Regions from separate parts of the Homo sapiens genome. Here region 2 is linked to region 1. Evidence: chromatin contacts called from ENCODE POLR2A ChIA-PET data. All regions are on one chromosome and are shown on one strand. Each heading gives the region's core, a stretch centred on a gene start or an enhancer-like site at or near the end of the contact. The rest is flanking DNA. Distances are from core to core; before and after follow the strand shown. Region 1 has its middle 410 kb from the start of LINC00924. Region 2 overlaps IGF1R (insulin like growth factor 1 receptor).

What was found. ChIA-PET counts read pairs that join two places held with the same protein, here RNA polymerase II (POLR2A).
Region 2: POLR2A ChIA-PET joins it to region 1 with 10 read pairs in BJ. The contact joins two enhancer-like sites. POLR2A ChIA-PET finds 5 or more read pairs at or near these places in 2 of 52 experiments (A673 and BJ).

The regions. Positions count from the first base shown.
Region 1 is chr15:95,842,063-95,846,243 of GRCh38, forward strand. No RefSeq gene overlaps it. Among named protein-coding and RNA genes, the nearest start is that of LINC00924, 410 kb to the left of the region's middle. Within about 2 kb of position 1,595, at least 5 of the 41 ENCODE cell types and tissues checked have a DNase peak (open chromatin) inside an H3K27ac peak, as active enhancers do.
Region 2 is chr15:98,725,934-98,729,963 of GRCh38, forward strand. The region is part of intron 2 of IGF1R (insulin like growth factor 1 receptor); the gene reads left to right. Among named protein-coding and RNA genes, the nearest start is that of MIR4714, 56 kb to the right of the region's middle. Within about 2 kb of position 1,803, at least 30 of the 41 ENCODE cell types and tissues checked have a DNase peak (open chromatin) inside an H3K27ac peak, as active enhancers do.

The DNA.
Region 1 (4,181 bases), core at 345-2,844:
ATGAACTCATCATTTTTTATGGCTGCATGGTATTCCATGGTGTATTTTTTTGAGACAGAGTCTCACTCTGTTGCCCAGGCTGGAGTGCAGTGGCACAATCTCAGCTCACTACAACTTGTGCCTCCAGGGTTCAAGCAGTTCTCCTGCCTCAGCCTCCTGAGAAGCTGGGATTACAGGCGCACGCCAACAAGCCCGGCTAATTTTTGTGTTTTTAGTAGAGACAGGGTTTCCCTATGTTGGCCAGGCTGGTCTTGAACTCCTGAACTCAGGTGATCCACCCACCTTGGCCTCCCAAAGTGCTAGGCTTACAGGCATGAGCCACCGTGCCCGACCAGGATCAGTAACTTCTAAAGGATATGCTCAAATGACACAATGAGGTGCCCATCAGTAGAAGGAAGCTCCAACCTTGTCAGCTTGACAGGGGAATGAAAAAGAAAATTCCGCCAGTTGTTAAACCCAGCTAACGTGTGATTGATCTGAGTTCGGCTGTTGGTGGTTAAATAGAACTCCCCTCTGGCGTTTATGTCTCAGTTCTGACTTTGCTTCAGCCTGACCATGAGGGGTCTATAAGTATTTGAGCCTCCACATTTCCCTTGTTCTGCACCTAAGATACTTTTAGATTGCTCTTTAGAGCCTGAATGCTCTAAGCTCTTGGCGTCCACTTTGACCATGAAGAGCTCCGACTGCAGACAGATGCTTATGACTGGGGATGGCTCACATGTTATCTTCCAGATAGTCTCTCTAGAGAGAGAAAAGGCAGAATCAGAGTGGCGTTCTGCAGTCAGAGTAGTTAAGGGAGTTAAGGTGGCGTTCAGGCAGGGTGAGCCTCTGTGCAGCCGATCTAACTTGGTCATAACCCATCAAGCCCCAATGGTGAGTTCTGTGTTCAGTATTTCAAATTTTTCCTTCCCTGACACTGGAGGAAATAATACAAAAACTTGTTACCTATGCTGATGCCCAGCCAAATAATGAATAATTATAACAACAATCTCATGCAGCGGACCACACACCTGATCAATTCCTCCCTTCAGCACAAAGGATTCTTGAATTCTGGCATCTACTCCAGTGCTTGTTTTAAAGTCATATTACCAAAAAGCTCTCAGGGAAGCATTTTACTTTCTGGCTTTGTGATAAACAGAAAGATACCACAGTGGTTTTTAAAACTCTTTTAAATCATACAATTCTTCATGTTTTCAGTCTTCCTTCCTGTGTGCATTTTCTCCCTCTGGGGCCATTTCCAAAGAACTCGAGAAAACGAAAGAAACCACTGTGACCAAGCTGGAATGCATGAAAACCAAACCATCTCCCCAGAGAGGATAAGGAGCAGATCCCATGACTCTGCACTTGTCCTTCATCTACCCTTTTCCCTCAAGCCACATGTCCACTCCACACCCTCATCAGGATCCCAGCCCAGTCCACCCTTACTCCCCAACTAAAGGGAAGATAGTTCTTTCTCCTGGGGCCGTGATGTGAGGCCTGGGAGGAAATGTTGTCTTTTGGGAAATAGCAAAATTGTGTGACTACATTAAAGTCAACACTATTTATCTTCACCTCTTGTCCTATGGGCTGACAAAGGGACACCACTGTTGGGCCCAACCCCCGTGCACAGCTGCAATAGAAAGAAGGCAGGGACTGGTACTTTCAAGTGTCAGACCTTTTGTGCTGACTAGTTTATGAGGCTGATGTCAAGCACTGCAGTCAATGAAGTCTTTGTCCTAGGTGTACAGGGCAGGACAGTGGAAAAACTGTCCTCTCTCATATCCCAGGCCCATCCATCTTCCCTTCACCCTGTTTCTCAACTTTCCTATCTCTTAAGCTGACGGAGAGAGGATCCCTCCTGGGTTAATGTACTGGAAAATTGCTCTGCATGTATATGAGGAGGTCCTTTCCAAATGAAAGAAAAAAAGAAAGAAAAAAAAACTGGGAAGAAGAGTCGTTTTTCCCACTGAACTCGTTGGCCTTATGCTTGTGGGTCTGACCCTGATTAAGAAAATCTCAATGTCCTGCTAGGAGGTTTATTGTGAAGTTTGGCAGAACGCACTTCCGATTGAATTTTTTTTTATTATTTGTAATCAGAAAGTGGTTTTGAACAGCTCCCATCACCCACCCCACCACCAACTACCCTGACCTCAAGTGTGCACGTGTGCACACACATGAACACACACACACACACATCCAAGACCTTGCCTTTGAAGAGACTCCATATGCTTACATCCAATTCACCTTGGAATAATCTATTCTCCTCCATGGGGCTGGTTTCCCCAAGGCAATTGCATATAAATAGCAAACAGATTGTTTTCATGCAGTTACATGGAAAGTTAGACTGCATGAACTTTGTTATGCATGGAACCCAGAAGAGCGGGTGTTACGTGATATCACTCGATTATTTTTACTTTTTTTCTAGCTAAAAATAATATCCTCTATTTTCTAAGCTTCTTCCCCCACTCACAGGTTTTATTCCTCTATGGGAGGCCTTAGGTTAAAACAAAAAGTCATGCTAGTGGTTAAGGCATCAAGTATGTATGCTTCTGAAATAAAAGCTGGCAGTGGCACCAAGGGATTTTATAAAACCCAGCTGAGTCCTTCCAGAAACTTCCATGCAAAATTTATGGGAAATGGAAACACATAACCTGAGTAATTGTAACCAATGCAAAATGTGTGTTTTAGATGCCAGTAGACACACAAATGTTCTTCTGGGAAATAAAAAAAAGTAGTGGGGGTTTGGGGATTTGGGGGCAAGTGAGGATTGTTAATGGGTAAGAAAACAATAGAAAAGATGAATAAAACCTAGTATTTGATAGCACAACAGGGTAACTACAGTCAATAATAATTGTATATGTTATAAGTTAAAGAGTATAATTGGATTGCTTGTAACACAAAGGGTAAGTGCTTGAGGGGATGATACCCCATTTTTCATGATGTGGTTATTATTTACTGCATTCCTACATTAAAATATCTCATGTACCCCATACATATACACACCAACTATGTACTCACAAAATAATTTTTAAAAAAATAAAAAGAATTTAGCAGCTTAGTGCATTTTTTGTTGTTTCACCCCCATTTTCCAGTAACTACTTTATGATTTCATTAATTATTAATTTGGCCAGAGACATTGGAAATAGGGCATTTTACACATTTAAAATGTACTTATCTTTATTTATAAATCTGTTTATTTTCTCCTGTCTTTGGTGACAGGAGAAAATAAAACCTAAGACTTTTAAAGGATCATAAAGAGCATAAAAGTGACTCAAACAAAAAAAGGTCAATAAAAGAGTGAAATCAATGTTCACCGCTCAACCTCCCGTGGATGGTGAGTTCTGTCCTCGTGTTGAGTTTAGGACATCAATGACTGAGGCAAAACACCACATCAAGTTATAATCTCCTGACGACTGAATGATCAAATTGTCTCTCTTGTTAGGAAGTTTGTTACACAGTTACAACTGACTTTTTATTCTGTTGGCGATGTGAAAAGTTGACAAGTTTTTGTGAAATGACTCCATTCTACCACACAAAGCAGTTCCTGGGTTTGTTCTTCCTCTCTTAATCTTTCTCATTCTATACTTCTCACTAAGATTTTTCCCCATAGAAATCTAATTTTCTTTTCTGCAGTTTCAGATGCTGCTCCACTGACAACCATGGGGCTCATTTAAATATTTAGCAAGATTATAAAATGAAATGGGGTGAAGCTGACAAATCACACCCAGGAGAGGGCGGGGAGAGTCGTTAAGTCAAACACAGACGTTAATAGGAACCCCTAATCTCTTAGCCTGTCCCCTTTTGTGGAAGGAGGTCAGAAGCACTTGGTCCCCAGGCCGGCTCCCTAAAGACTCTTAACAAGCAGATGTTACTGTAACATGCTCAGGGAATCAAGCATAAATATGACCCTTGACCCCGGTTGTCAGCTGATCCACTGAGTCTCTTAGAAATATACTCTTAACTTTTCTAAACTCCCACTCTTTCCCACCATCCCCCTCCGTTTCGCCCGGCGCCTCCGCCTCGGGTTTCTATGCCTGTGTCTCCAGCTTTGGAGCTTGCACAGTTGCTCTCAGTGTGACCTTTCTCTTCACAGAGGTCAAAGGCCCGAGACCCTAGGCTGGCCTCTTTTCTTGCTAAAGGCCAGCTGATGAATCATTCCCAACTTGAAGGGAACAGAGGAGAAGGGAGGGCTCTGAAGGCCT
Region 2 (4,030 bases), core at 553-3,052, 2.9 Mb after region 1:
CATGATTCAATTACCTCACCTGGGTCCTTCCCATAACACATGAAAATTCTGGGAGACACAATTCAAGTTGAGATTTGGGCGGGGACACAGCCAAATCATATCACCCTCTTAGCAAGGACTGTGTTCGTGATCATGACTGGCATTCACTGAACAATGACTAGGTGCCAGGCACCTCGCCAGTATTCTTTAATCTTTGCACAGTCTGTAGGGTGGATATGGATATTACTGTTCCATTTTTTGTGGAAGAGGAAATGGAGGCAAGAGACCTGATTATAACTTGTGCAAGGTGCCATGCAGCTAAGCAGCCAGCCCAAATCCAGACCTGCTTTCCTATGATTTTCCTGCCCATTACTCTCCCATCGTAGCTCACCTAATACTTCCTAGTGGGCTGCTGCTGAACACACACCCAGGGATGACTTAGTGGCTTGTCTTGCTCTGAAGAAGGCTAGGCACCATGTTGGATGAGTTCTTGAAGATGTCTTGCTCTAGTCAAGAAACTTTTAAATCTTTGGAGTTTTTGTCCACATCTGCCTAGTTCTTAGTAAACATGATGTGGGTTCTATTAGCATGGCGCCCTCCCTCCCTTCCTACCACCTTTATATGAGCGGAGAACATCTATGACTCTTATGAGAAAGGAAAGATGAAAATCAGAGTGACATAGTATAGTTAAATTGCAGATGCTTAATTATAAAACAGCTTGTTTCTGAATTTTAATTCCTTGCTTTTCTCTGACTTTTTAAATTCCCCTCCTTAGGCAGAATTCATTTTTACATTGATGATTTTTTTTTTTTTTTTTTTTTTTTGAGATAGAGTCTTGCTCTTGTCACCCCGGCTGGAGTGCAATGGTGTGATCTTGGCTCACTGCAACTTCCGCCTCCCGGGTTCAGGCAATTCTCCTGCCTCAGCCTCCTGAGTAGCTGGGATTACAGGCATCTGTCACCATGCCCGGCTAATTTTTTGTATTTTTAGTAGAGATGGGGTTTCACCATGTTGGCCAGGCAGGTCTCGAACTCCTGACCTCAGGTGATCCACCCACCTTGGCCTCCCAAAGTGCTGGGATTCTAGGTGTGAGCCGCCACACCTGGCCTGATGAATTATTTTCATGTGTGGAACAAAACTTTGATGCTGATCAGTGATTAGGTACCTTTGTTTGGTTCATTTTTAACTAAGGAGATTTCTTTCTTTTTAAAACCATTCTTTAATCTTGTAAAAATATCATTTAATGGGTGGATGTTTTAGCTGTGATGAATGACAGGTTGTCGTAAAGGAAGAAAGGTATGTGGTTTCCAGTAAACTTTTAATTCTTTTGCAAAATAAAAATAACAGTCGTACAGAGAGTAAAATATATGAAGAGTCAGGAAGTGATTTATCAAAATCAGATCTTGGACTGCTGGTTTTACCATGAATTAGGCTCTTGGAAAGTGATTGGGCCAGTGTAGGTTTACATTTTTTTTTTCTTGTTTTATTTGTCAAAGCAAACTTGTGGTTGCCTGCCCGTAGTTTAATTCTGCCTCCTTTGGGCAAACAACCGACTTTTACTGGGAGTCTTTCTCAGGGAGATAAAGGTGCACCCTGAAACTCTGCTCTCTGATTCCTCAGCAAAGTCAGTCCTGAGTATGGGGCTTGGGTGTCTCTGCAAGGCCTTGCAAGTGAGATGGGCTGTCACCTGAGCTCAGGTGGGGCTGCTCCTGCCTTGGACAGCCTCCCCAGCTTCTCCTGCATTATACCCAGGGGCTGGAGGGCAGAGAGCAGGTCTTCTTCTGCTGGTCGGGGCAGTCACAGGCTTTCCTCTCGGCCTGCTTGTCCTCCGGGTGGGTCCAGCACCCGCTGGGATTCCTGTGGGCTTAGTCACTGTGTGGCGGCGGCAGAAGGACTGGGGAAACCGCCGGCCGGCCCTGGTGCGCTGTCACCCCGAAGGAATGCGGGCCAGGCCGGGGCTGCTGGGCCTGGAAAGTTCTCCAGTCCCTGTTGCAGATCTGGCCTGCCGACTCAAAGTAAATCTCTCTTCCCCTTTATTTCCCATCAAATAAAAAAGGAACACGAGGTAGCCACTGTACTCACTGAAGATGCATTGTTTTTTTTTTTTTTTTTTTTTTAAGCGAGCAGCAGCAAGATTTATTGTGAAGAGTGAAAGAACAAAGCTTCCACAGCATGGAAAGGGACCCAAGCGGGTTGCCCTGAAGATGCATTTTTTAACTTGCTTTTTAACTAAGTATTTTTGCTCTGAGCTTTCCTGGATCTGTAAACACACCCCCAGCTATTCAAGATGGGCTTCTTGGTGAAAAGTGATGTGTCCTAGGAGAAATCACGCCTGTTGTTGCCGCTGGCCATCACAGATCCCGGTGCCTGTCTGTGAAAGGCTGGCCGGGCTGGGTGGGGATGAGAATGGTCGGGTTGTCTAGACTCAGCCTGGACTGTCTTTGACTGGAGGGGCCTGAGCTCCTCCTCCACTGCTCAAGACCCCGGTTAAGGGGACAGCAGAGCAGGGATGAGAAGTGGCCCTCTTCACATCACCTCCCAGCAAGAGGGCCTGACTTAGTGCTCCCACCATTGCCAGCCCCAGTTTCAGGGTCCCACTCAGTTGTATTTGAATAGGTCTCATGACATGTGCTTTGCTTGAAGAGCGGCTATTAGCAGCAGACGTTCAAGAGGCTGAGCTCAAGCAGGTGAGCATGTTCTGAGCCATTGTGAACCCAGTGAGGTGCCTATGCTGATGCCCAGGGCCGCCTGGGCGGGGTCAGGCCCCCATCGCTTCTTCATCCTAGCTCTGGGAGTGCATTCTGCACTCTCCCGAGGCCAGCTGGTGGCCTTTGGTGATCACCCTCTCTGTAAGTTTTTAAGTGGCTTCCTTTCCTCTGGTGGAGAAGCCAGCACCTTTATCCTATGACAAGAAAGCTCTTTGTAGTAGGTGGTAGTAGAATCAGACAGATCTGGCTTAAAATCTTGGCTGTGCTACCTCTTGGCTCTGCACATTGGTGAAGAGAATTTACCTTCCTAAGGCCTCTCAGCTACACGACTGTGGACACTCAGCTTCCTTCTAAGGTCGTTGTGAGAGGTAAAGAAAAGGGGTTAGTCCAGGGCCAGACATGGCACAATGCCTCAATGAAATATTAGCTGATACTATCATAATTTTTAAATTCCCATAGGACTCACTGTTAAAGGATTACAAGGCTGACACAAAAAATACTGCATTTTGAATTTGTGTCTGATTTATACATTTCCAAAGAGTGGAATTCTCACTACAACAGCTGTTCTTTGAAAGGTTAGATCTTTGTTCTGAGATAAATTAAGTGGAAAAAGGTGTAGAGCATTATATGTACTCTGATTCTTCAGGGCTTAATTTAAAAAGAGCATGTTTGCTGGTGAATGCTGGTTCAATCATTAAGAAGTTTTTGAGAAGGAATCCCAGAAAGTAATAAGCACTTATTTTTCATGGAAAGGAACCGGAAGTGCTTGGTGACCTCCACAGGTAATCTTGTATTATTTTTGCACTGTTTGGAATTTTTTAACCATGTGCTTTTATTTCTTCTATTCTTTTCAAAGGTCAGTAGGTGTTATCTGGACAATAGGGTTCTGGTCTGTTTTCTGTTTTCTTCATTGTACTGTGCATTAAGAAAAACCCTAATGTGCTTTTTTTTTTTTTTAAGTGAACCTTTCCACATCTCATTGTCCTTCAGTGAGAGCAGGCTGTGTGTGTGGTCTTGGTGAACTGTCCCGTTCCCTGGAGACAGTATCTGGGGGCCTCCCTGCCCTTCCCAGTAAGAGCTGGGCCTTCACAGGAATAGAGGCCTAGGATTCGCCTTCATCCTCTTGAAGAGCCCTAACAGTAGGTCCTGGCTGGGGTCTGGCATAGAATGCCCTTGGCACGATGTGTGTGAGTGTGTCTTTCCTTAGTAAATGGCCTTGAAAATGCCATGTGCTTCTGGCAGGCCTGGATAAGGTTTGCCCTGCATAACCCTTGGAAAGCACAGTTCTCACTTGTAACACCCTGTCTGCAGGTCCATGATATTGTAATTAAAAAGTTATGGGA